Regions from separate parts of the Mus musculus genome. Here region 2 is linked to region 1. Evidence: chromatin loops called from intact Hi-C (ENCODE). Cell type or tissue: gastrocnemius. All regions are shown on one strand. Each heading gives the region's core, and the rest is flanking DNA. Links, peaks and the distances in the headings are about the cores only. Region 1 has its middle 60 kb from the start of Gm41233. Region 2 overlaps Lmo7 (LIM domain only 7).

Region 1 (5,383 bases), core at 91-5,090:
TGTTCAATATGAACACAGCCTCTTGAACAAAAGTGTGACAACTGGTGACTCAGGTGAGTTAGAGCAAAACAGAAATGCTCACTTTGGGGATGCAGTAGATAAAAGGAACAGGAGCAGATGAGTAATGCAATTTAAATATTCCCTTTTCTGGTCTCAGTGGGAGAGGATGTGCCTAGTCCTACAGTAACTTGGTGTGCCAGAGGGGCTTTCCCTTCTCTGAAAAGGGGATGGAGGATGGGAGAAGAGGGGTTGTGAAGGTGGGACTGAGAGAATAGGGGGGAGAGGAGGCTGCAATCAGAATGGAAAGTGCATAAATTAATTAGAAATTCACATATTTTATCCTAATTAATAGCAGAACATCTATACAAATATAGAAGTCTTATTTGACCAGAAGACAGACCATAGAAAGATAGGAGAATCTCAACTTGATTCTTCACATTTTTGATAGTTCCCAACTTTATCCAAAAGGGAGGCAGGAAAGTTGGCAGCCTTAATTGGTCTGAGGTTTCAAGTCATAGGTAGAGGATGGTAGCCACTGACCAACCTCTTCTTCGTAGACCTGGAAGGTATATGGAGTGCTATTCTGAGTTGTCATCTCATCTGAGATTAAGATTCTTTGCTGTGTTTTATGACTGATGAAGTACTGTAACAAGAAAAAGACAAGTAAAGTTGTGTGAGCTCTCTGGGCTCATAAAGGAAGTTTCATTGTGGACTTCCTATTGTTTGCTAAGCTGGGGTTCCTTATTCACTATGTTTGCCTTTGTCTTTATTTATCATGCTTTGTGAAGAATATTGTTCAGAAGAAATCTGAAGAGCAACTGTGTTAATCCCATACCTTGTACAAACAAGTCCAAGCAAGACATCCTGGACAATGAATGAAAACCAATCACCAGACCACATAGGTCTTTTGCCTCCCTGTAGCTTAGAAAACTCAAGAAGAAATATAAGATTTTTTAATGTGATTGAAGTGAAGTTGTAGGCTGTAGTAACTGCTTCTCTTCCTCTAATATTCATATATTTGTGCTTCTCTGAGATGCTGATCTACAGTGCAGTTTCTGAGCTTCCTGCACACACACACACACACACACACACACACACACACACAGACAAACAAAACCAAAACAAACAAACAAAAAACAGGGTGGATCTCTGATGATGTGAAAAACTAGCATTGCTGGCATAGAATTATCAGAATGCAAGGGCAACCTGGAGCCAACTGGTCAACCTTCCCATCTTTCAGTCACATTTCCAGAGAAGTGCTAATTTGAAAACAGAGACAGGTTTAACTATGTCAGCACTCTGTGGAAGCAATTAGGCTAGTTTCTATTCAAATTTTAAAATATTTTTAAAAAGATACTCATTTATATGGTAAAAGAAAACTATTATTTGAAAGAAGAATACTAAAAAAAAAAAAAACCTAAAATTCTAACTATAATAATGATCAAGATCTAACGAAATGAACCTACACACACATAACACACACTGTCTTAGTTTCTTTTTCTATTACTGTAATAAGAAAATACTCTGAAGAAAGCAACTTAAGAGAGAAATTGTTTTTTATGACTCAGTGTAAAAGCAGAATATAACATTACTAGGTAATCAAGGCAGTAGGCAGCTGGTCACATGGTACTTGCAGTCAACAAGCAGAGAGACAATAAATGTATGCTCAGCTCTCATTTTCCATCTTATAGCATTCAGGATCTCTACCCATGAAATTTCCTACCCATAAGAAATATGACTATTCCCAAGTCAATTATTAAGATTATCCCAACAAGCAAGTCTAAACACCTATCTCAATAGGCAATTCTTAGTTCTGAAAAGGAGAATCTTGTCTCTCATACCCACGTGGACTGACCCAGACCTGGATATGAAATAAGTGCTTAATTTGTGCAAACTTCTAGGCACTCATAGAGCTCCTGACGAGACCTTTTACTCATTCTTCACAGCAAGTGTCTTCTTGGTAATCTCTTCTTATCCCCATGGTGCACAATATGAGACTTTGCTCTCCTTTACTTAAAGATATATTGTTTCTCCAGGAAACATATTCAGACAACAGTTTAGTCATCCCAAGTTATCCAAGGTGAGATACAGGAAGACAGTCATGTTTTTGCCAATCTTCAATAAAAGGATCACCTCCCTAATACCTACTCCTGTACCTTATCACCCAATACACCGAGCTGAGCAAGGTGGGGTAGCAAGCCAGTAAGCAGCACCCTTCCATGGCCTCTGCATCAGTTCCTGCCCCCAAGTTCCTGCCCTGTGTGAGTTCCTAACCTGACTTCCTTTGGTTATGAACAACCAATGTGGAAGTATAAGGTTGAATAAAGTCCTTCCTCCCCAACTTGCTTCTTGGTCATGATGTTTTGTGCAGGAATACAAACCCTGACTAAGACAGTAGGTAATATTGTTAGATCCATAACGACTTTGGTGGTTATATTCTTTTGCTGCCCCAGACTTTATTCAGCTCTTTCTTAATTCAGTTCTTCCAAAAAGTATAAACGAAATGATTTGTACTTGACCTCAGAAGATGTAAGGAAAAAAAAATCATATAAGCAGCATAGTAACAGATACTAATTTGAAAGAAACAATATACCAAAAGGTGCCATATGTGACCTAGAACAAGGCATTGTATTCTAACTTCCAACAGTGCTTTTGATGCCAATATTAAACATATCGTAAGTAGGGACTCTAACCTGTTAGGGACCCCAGGGAAGGTACTTGGCTAGTTGGGCTTTCTTTTTGTCATGTGAATAAAGAATATAAAACAAAACATTCAGATGAGCTCCCAAGACCACTGTGTTTATGGCCAATGTCTTCCTTCTCTAGAGTTAACCCCATGAGAAAGCAGGCACCATCTTGGATGAGTCATTCATACCTTCCTTTGCTGAGAAACCCTTTCTGTTGTCTTTTCCTTATGAGAATGATAAGGAGTTTCTGGACAAGCATTGACCACATCCTCTAGGTTATAACTTGGGGTTACAGAATAGAGTTTCAAGACTCTACAGATATTTTGATGACCACCCTACCGAAATACCTTGTAGCAAAACTGGAGACTGGTTGGAGGTTGACAGTACCCATCCTACCTGGGAAACCCATGTTCCGCCTTGAGATCCTGCAGCCTCTGCTGCCCCCTGGTGGTGCCTACTAAAGTTACCGTCCCATCGCTGGAGTCCAAGTTCCCAGTAAAACTCAAGAACCAACTTTTAAGATTTTATTGCACTTGGAGTACTGTGTGTAGAGCTGTGGCACAATGTCATAACATATGTTTTGTTAATATAAATTTAACATTCAAGAAAAAATATTCATTTTTCTTGAAAAAAGATTCCCTAATAATTAACCAAACATACATGGAACTGCAGCTAATTAAAAAAAAAAAATCAGAAACATGGAACAAGTGAAAAGTACCTCTCACTCATGCCAGAATTTTAAAACAAGAGTTATGGAGATCATTTAAAAACAGTTCAGATGAAGTTTGTTGATTTTATATCAATGGCAGTAATTTCCCCATCTTTAGAACACACCATTTGATTCTTAAAATTCTTTAACTACAAATATGTGGGTGCTGCCTCTGCTTAGCCCAAATTAAACGCACTAAAGCCTGAAATCAGCCTCCAAACACTGACACCATTGCATACACTAGCAAGATTTTGCTGAAAGGACCCTGATATAGTTGTCTCTTGTGAGACTATGCCGGGGCCTAGCAAACACAGAAGTGGGTGCTCACAGTCAGCTAATGGATGGATCACAGGGCCCCCAATGGAGAGCTAGAGAAAGTACCCAAAGAGCTAAAGTGATCTGCAACCCTATAGGTGGAACAATAATATGAACTAACCAGTACCCCGGAGCTAGCTCTTGACTCTAGCTGCATATGTATCAAAAGATGACCTAGTCGGCCATCACTGGAAAGAGAGGCCCCTTGGTCTTGCAAACTTTATATGCCTCAGTACAGGGGAACGCCAGAGCCAAGTAGTGGGAGTGGGTTGGTAGGGGAGTGCGGGGTGGGGGGGAGCATGTGGGGGACTTTTGGAATAGCATTGGAAATGTAAATGAAGAAAATACCTAATTAAAAAGATAAATTATAAAAAAGAGGAAAATTTAGGACTGCTTTATAGGCTCTAGTATTTCCATTAAATATGTTTTCTCATTTATAATAATGTCCACGAAGAAAGAAGAGTTATATTTGAATCAAGTTTTTTGAAGCATTCCAGAAAATGGCCTCTAAATTGCCATGATCTACTTATGAAATTCAAAGACTATGACATATTTCTCAACTTATCTATTATTTCTTTGCCTTTGACTGAGCGTCCACTAAAGAACCATTTTGTTTCTGAGGGTTTCATTTAAAGAAACGTCTGGTAATAAGATCATGTTCACATTCTAGGAGGACATCTGTTTCCAATTCTGTTCCTGGAAGCCAGGCAGAATTCTGCACAACTCAGATCCATTTGACAGTTTCTCATCTTTGTTTCCACTGGCGAAATGGCCTTCTTAAATGTTCAACTTTTCCCAAATAAATTAATACCTATAATTTGTGTTCATGTCTAATCTAATGTTCCCAAGCTGGGATAATTTCTACTCAACGATTCCCCCACAGCTGTTGGGTAGTAAAGGTGTTCTGTGCATTGTTTTTTATGTGGCTGCATATCACGATCAATGCAGAAACCACATTTTAATGTATCTGAATCTGTCTTCTTCGGATGCTCATAAATTGGATATGTACTCAGGGCCAGGTGGGTGGGTTTTTTTTCACTGTAATAAACTGTTGTGAAATCTGAGGAGTTATGATGTACAACCTTGGGCTACAAGGGGGTGCTTTTGACACTCAAACGTCTCCAGGAGATGGAAAATTCAATTTATTTTATTGCCCTTTTTAAAAGTTCTAAAAGTTTGGGAGAATTAAAAACTGCTCTTCATACTTCTTAGAAGTCTTAAGATCTGTGACTAGTAGGAATTAAAATGTCTACACCTTGTATAACATACAGAGATAATAAAAATAATTGATTTGAGTTGAAGCCAGGAATAGGATGACTGGTACTAACACAGACAAGAACCAGGGAGTTTCTGATGGTCAGATGCTCACCATCAAGATCTTCTAGACACCAAATGGATGAGCTGTTATTCTTATCTTCTGAATGTTGCTAACATTTCATTTTCAAGCCTGAAGTTGTCTTTTTTTTTTTTAAAAAGATTTGGGGGGTTTTGTTTGCTTGTTCTTAATTATATGTATATATAAAGGAGAACAACATCATGCAGAGTTATGGGCAAAACACAGAAAAAGACATCAGATCTCCTGGGGATTCAGGCAGCTGTGAGTCACCAGATAGAGATGCTTGGAATCACATTTACGTCCTTTACAAGGGCAATAAAGGCTCTCAACCACTGG
Region 2 (5,383 bases), core at 228-5,227, 740 kb before region 1:
TCAAGTTCAACCTCCATCCCCCCAAATAAACAAAAGCTTGGAAAAATGGTGGAGGGGAGAATAATTTTCTACCTTCTGAGGATTTTACCACTAAATAGGAAATAAACTGACAGTAACTACGAAGATTAACAAGAGACAATAAACTGATCGCAGGGTGGCATCATGGAAAGAAGAAGTGGGTATCTAAATACCCAGTGAGATTTTGATGCTTATATTTATTCTAAAAGGTCTGTAGAAGTAGGGTGAAGGCAACTCAGGGGACAGTCCTGTCCTTTTGGAAAGATGAGTAGGCCCTCCAAATAGTAAGTGAGAGCCTGTGACAGGCCTGTCTGGGTGTGGTATTACACACTTGCCTTTTTTCCTGTTTACAGCTTCCCTAGTTGGTGTCTTAGGGAGGGTCCTTGTATTCTGGTTTTGTCACCGAACACCTGGGGGAATTAGATGACAGAATACCCGGGGAATTAGAGGAGAAGCTTATGTAGGTTCACAGTCCTTGAGGCTTCCATCCATTGGAAGTTGTTTTGTAACTTTGAGGGTTCTGGATGCATACAGGAAAGGTGATAAAGAATTTTTTTTTCTCTCACTCTCCGATGAGCATAATGTGGGGTGCTAGGGTCTTGGATAAACCACAACCACCAATGCAACCCCAAGCCTGAGGCTTCCAGGCCCATTGTCTTGGGAACTGGAAGAATGAATTTTATGGACAATAGGGAGGGTGAGTTTTATCATAGCAATGAGAAGAGAAGATAGAACTGGCCAGGAAAGGCAGTGACCCCAAAGCAGGAGGCCCTTGCTGGAGGCAGAGAGGCCAGAGAGCTTCAGGTTCCCCTTCTCCTAAAGCAGCCGTTCTGCCTAGAGGCAAAGACTGTGGGACTGACACTGAGAGGTGGCCCATCTCAAGGATGGGCCCGATGGAATGACCATCTTGTATCCTTCCACCAGCCTCACTCCAGGGTTTTCCATAAGTCATGTAAGAAGCCCCCAGACTAATAGCTTGAGGGTGCCCTACCTCCTGGAATCCCTTCTGCTCTTTAGGAGCTTTGAAAGCCCTCCTCTGCCCACACTCTCATCACCGAGTCTACAGTAAGCTTTCCTAAAGCTCATGGTCTTTGGTCCTTGACTTCTGTTCTTCACAGTTCTGAGACAAGAATTTGAAAGCTACTGGCTTGGGGGAGGTTTTGATGGCCAATGAGTTTCCGAGATCCTAACTTGCCAGAGCCAATCTCACATCAGCAAAGGTCCATTGTTAAAGATATTTTTACGAGGGGGGGGGGTGGGTGTCCTTCCACAATGGGATGCTATTAAGTTTAATAGTCTAGGGACATTTTGTAGGACTCATGACAGAAATTAGGGTGCAGCATGAGGAGGTGGTTAGCCCTGTTGGCCCACCCATGAGGTCTCCAGGTTTGGGTGCGTCCTCACACGCAGCCTCTTGGACATGTTGCTTTGTTAAGGTGCTGCAAAAGAGGAAGGAAGGTATAGCAGAAACCAGAGTCCCATTTTGACCAAAGGTAAGACTCAGAACTGCTGCTTTCTAGACCTCTGCCTTCAATTACGTAGTAGTGGTCAGCCGAGGAAAGGACTTTGACACATTGACCCTTAGGAGATATTTCGGACCAAACCATGTTAAGGCTTATGACAGCTGGGTTCCTATTTGGAGGCTGTGTCTTTGGCTAAGTGAGAAAATCTTAAAGAATGACCCTTCTCTTCAGTTCTTTGTTATTAATTTTCAAGGTGTATTTATTTCCTTTTATGCATGTGATTGCTTGCCTAAATGTCTGTATGTGCTCATGTGCACACCTGGTGTCCCTGGATGTCAGAAGATGGCACTGGTGACAGATGGTCGTGAGCCTTATATAAGCGTTGAGAACTGAATTCAGGTCTTCTGCACGAACATTAAGTGCCCTTGGTCTTTTGTGTCAACCCCTACCTCTCTGAGTGTTACTGGAGAAGGGATGGAGGACAGACCAGAGGGCAGGAGATAGCAGCTGCTTCTGAGAGCTTGTTTTTAGTTTGTTTACCTTGACGTGTTCTTTTCTGAGCTTCAACAGTGACACTCACCATCAGCCATAATTATGTACCGAAAACAAGGGAAGAGTATGCACATCAAACCTAGGCAGAAAAATCATCACTTCCTTTATACTAACTCACTGAAAATAAAGTTCAACTGGTCCAAGCTTTTCAGTCCACCTCTTATAGGCCCTAAAAGTGGCCAAATACATTGAAGTTGCCATCAGGAGTGTATATGATCGAGAGCCTGCGCATGGTAGCCTAAGGACATGTGTACATGTATACATGACTATACATGTATAGTCAATGTTTGGAGAATGACAGAAAGCCAGTCCTTGCAGGGAACCAGGGCAAAGGCATGCAAATGTAAAACTTCTGTCTAGTCAGCTTGGGCTGTTGTAACAGAGTGCCAGAGATTCGGGTGTTTTAAACAATTTATTTCTCATAAGTCTGAAGGCTGGGAAGTCTAAGAGTAAGATACTGGAAGATTTATTGTTGGATAAAGGTCAGACACCTGATTCTTGCTTGGTACCCTTTTGCTGGCTCCTTACCCGGAAGAAAGGGCAGGAGAGATGAGAGTGGATGAATAGTTTTTTGTTTGTTTTAGATTAAAAATATTTTAAACTATCAGCTAATATATCTATAGTATTAGGTTTCATTATGATATTTCCAAACACAATTTATTTTCACTGATTCTCCTCTTAACTCTTCCCCATCCCTCGACACTACTACTTCTCCTGACCCAGGAGAAAGAAAAAGAATTGGGGAAAGCTATTGATCATAAAAAAGAATTTGGATAAATTGGGAGAAAGCCCTAGTGAGGGACAGGCCTTCCCCACCACCAGAGGGCAGTATTCATCCAACCTCTGTTCATTGTATTCTGGAGAATAGCACCGAGATCTGCGCATGGCAGGGGTGGGGGTGGGGTGTGGGGGTGAAGATGGGGGGCACTTCCAGAGTCAAGAGGATGTTGCAAAGGGTTTTGAAATTTTCCTTCTCGCCCTTTCTTCATTTGGTTAACAAAATGTGTGTGTGTGGTGTATATGTTTATATGTGTGTGTATTGTGTCATGTGTGTGCTGTGTGTAGATGTGTGCATAGTGTTGTATATGTGTGTGTTGTGTTGTGTGTGTGGTGGGTATGTGTTATGTGTATGAGTGTGTTGTGTGTATTTTTGTATGTATATGGTATGCATGTATATGTGTGTGTGGTATGTGTGCAGTGTGTATGTGGTGTGTATATGTGTATATGAGTGTAGTGGGTTGTGTGTGTGTATGTGGTATGTATATGTATGTGTGTTTGTGTGTATGTATGTATGTATGTATGTATGTGTGTTATGGTGTGTTCTTGTTTTTCCTCTCAATCCTATTCTCTCTGGCCAAGCAGAGTTATAAAATTGAGTACATAACTCCTTACAACATTTGATACGTCTTATTTTTTAATTGAAACATTTTATTTGAAGGTATATAAAAAGTAATCAATGGCTTTTAACACTGTTCCTACAAGAGTCCATTGCTTCCCAGTAAAGATTTAATAATTACCTTTATATATTTGATGTAGTTGTTTGTAAAGCCAATATCATGTGAGGGCCTCTTGGCACTTTGAATTATCCATTATAAGGGGAATCTTAAAAACAAAAAGTCAGGATAAATACCACCCAGCTAAGTTAAAATATGAAGTGTGTGGCTGCCAATGATGGAAAAATGAAGTGACCTATCACTTATGAATATTGTCACTTGACCCTCATTTGTGTATTTAGAAACCTTATATAGAGAACAGAGAGTGGCATTTCCTTCCCTTTACAACAATAAGCTTAACACTGTAAAGAACGATCCCATGCTCTAGGCTTAATTTTTTTATTTATGTCGATTTTCTGACATACTTCACAAAAGCAGAAAGAACTTTTCAGTAAAGCAAGCTTTCTCGAGCCACGGGTTGTGCTGACAAATGCAGGCCAAGATGAGCGCCTTCTCTGGTTGCTGTTGTTGGATTTCCATTTAGACTTTGCCTCAGCCCAAAAGAAGATGGAAGTTGCTTAGGATGTGAACAACAAAAACTCTCCTCACGGTTTCAGCACCCTCTCTGTGCAGTGGAGAATGCAGTGGGAGCCTTCTCCAGCTTTCCAGGAGCTCACTGGTCTGAGTCCCCTGGCCCCCGGCTTTACCTTAGCTCCCAGCCTGCTCTGGAGTCTTTGCTTCAGTGTCTGACTTAAGAGTTCTTGTTTCTGTTTCCTCAGCCTGTCTCCGGCTTCAAGAGTTTGGGTAAAGCTCCTTGCTCTGGACTTTGTTTGAAAGTCCATGGACTACCTCTTGATTCTTCAGTTTATCTCTCTAGTACTTTCTCTCCTCCCAAGCTTGAGGTTGGAATTTTATTTTGTTTGGAAGGTTTTTTGTTTCTTTGCTTTTAATTCTTAAAATTTACTCCATATTTAAGGAAATCCCCAAAGGATTCTCGGGTTAGTCACTTTTTGATGGTAGGATAAAGTGCCTATGTTAAACCACCAGAGGGAAGACAAACTTATCTGATTCACAGTTTAGAAGGCTCCACTCTCATTTCCTGGCTTCATCACTTTTGTGCTAGCAGGACAGCAGAGAAATCACAGCAGGAAGGCTATGGAGGAGGAGTGTTATTTTCTTCATGGTTGTAAAGAAGCAGAGAGCAGGGGAAGGGAAGGGCCTGGGACAGGGTATACCTGCAGAAATTTCCACGAGTGTCATAGTTTGCCCAACTAGGCTCAATTTCCTAAGAGCCCACTCAGCCAAGAATTCACCAGTAGCTTTAAGCTCCAATCATATCTTTTCTTTTTTTTTTTAATTGGGTATTTATTTCATTTACATTTCCAATGCTATCCCAAAAGTCCCCCACATCATTTCTTAAAGCCCCCCAGGAGCCTGAGAGGGAGACTTCAGTGTGAGTCCTTGGGGTCATTTACATTCAAATCACAGGGGCTTTCTTCATCTGCATAAGCACGGGCTGCCTTTTCAGCTCCTTTTGGAGAGAAAGCTGGGATTAGATTTCTACTCATTCAGTCTTTATCTTCCTGTTAATAAGGGCTCCGTTTGTACAATTCTGTACAACATTATTTCTTTTAGGCCAGGAGGAAGCAGCAGAGGACATTTCTGAAGGTTCAAGAGAACATTCTTAGAAAGGTCACCTTCACCTGGGGGTGGGACTGCCAGACTGGTGTGTGTGTGTGTGTGTGTGTGTGTGTGTGTGTGTGTGTGTGTGTGTGTGTGTTGGTGCTAGGCAGAGTTCACTATAACTATACTGTGTAAAAATGACGTCAGGACGTGGGGCTAAACACTCTATCTAGTCTGGGTAGGATACTAACTTACTGACATTTCTATGGGTTGTGGGGTGTGACATCCCTTGGC

The links. A loop is a pair of places that touch in the nucleus more often than their neighbours do. Peaks named below come from ENCODE experiments on the same cell type or tissue, not always from the same donor. Only the 100,000 strongest peaks of a DNase experiment are listed, where the experiment ranks them.
Region 2: a loop joins it to region 1, with 9 times the contacts of the local background. A loop is called at or near these places in 15 of 42 quality-filtered maps.

Annotation. Positions count from the first base shown.
Region 1 is chr14:102,507,500-102,512,882 of GRCm38, forward strand. No RefSeq gene overlaps it. Among named protein-coding and RNA genes, the nearest start is that of Gm41233, 60 kb to the right of the region's middle. In gastrocnemius, for the core only: a CTCF peak has its summit at 3,134 (motif pointing left); a DNase peak (open chromatin) is centred at 3,124.
Region 2 is chr14:101,771,985-101,777,367 of GRCm38, forward strand. The region is part of intron 1 of Lmo7 (LIM domain only 7); the gene reads left to right. Among named protein-coding and RNA genes, the nearest start is that of Lmo7, 45 kb to the left of the region's middle. In gastrocnemius, for the core only: a CTCF peak has its summit at 2,836 (motif pointing right); no DNase peak of the experiment used is centred there.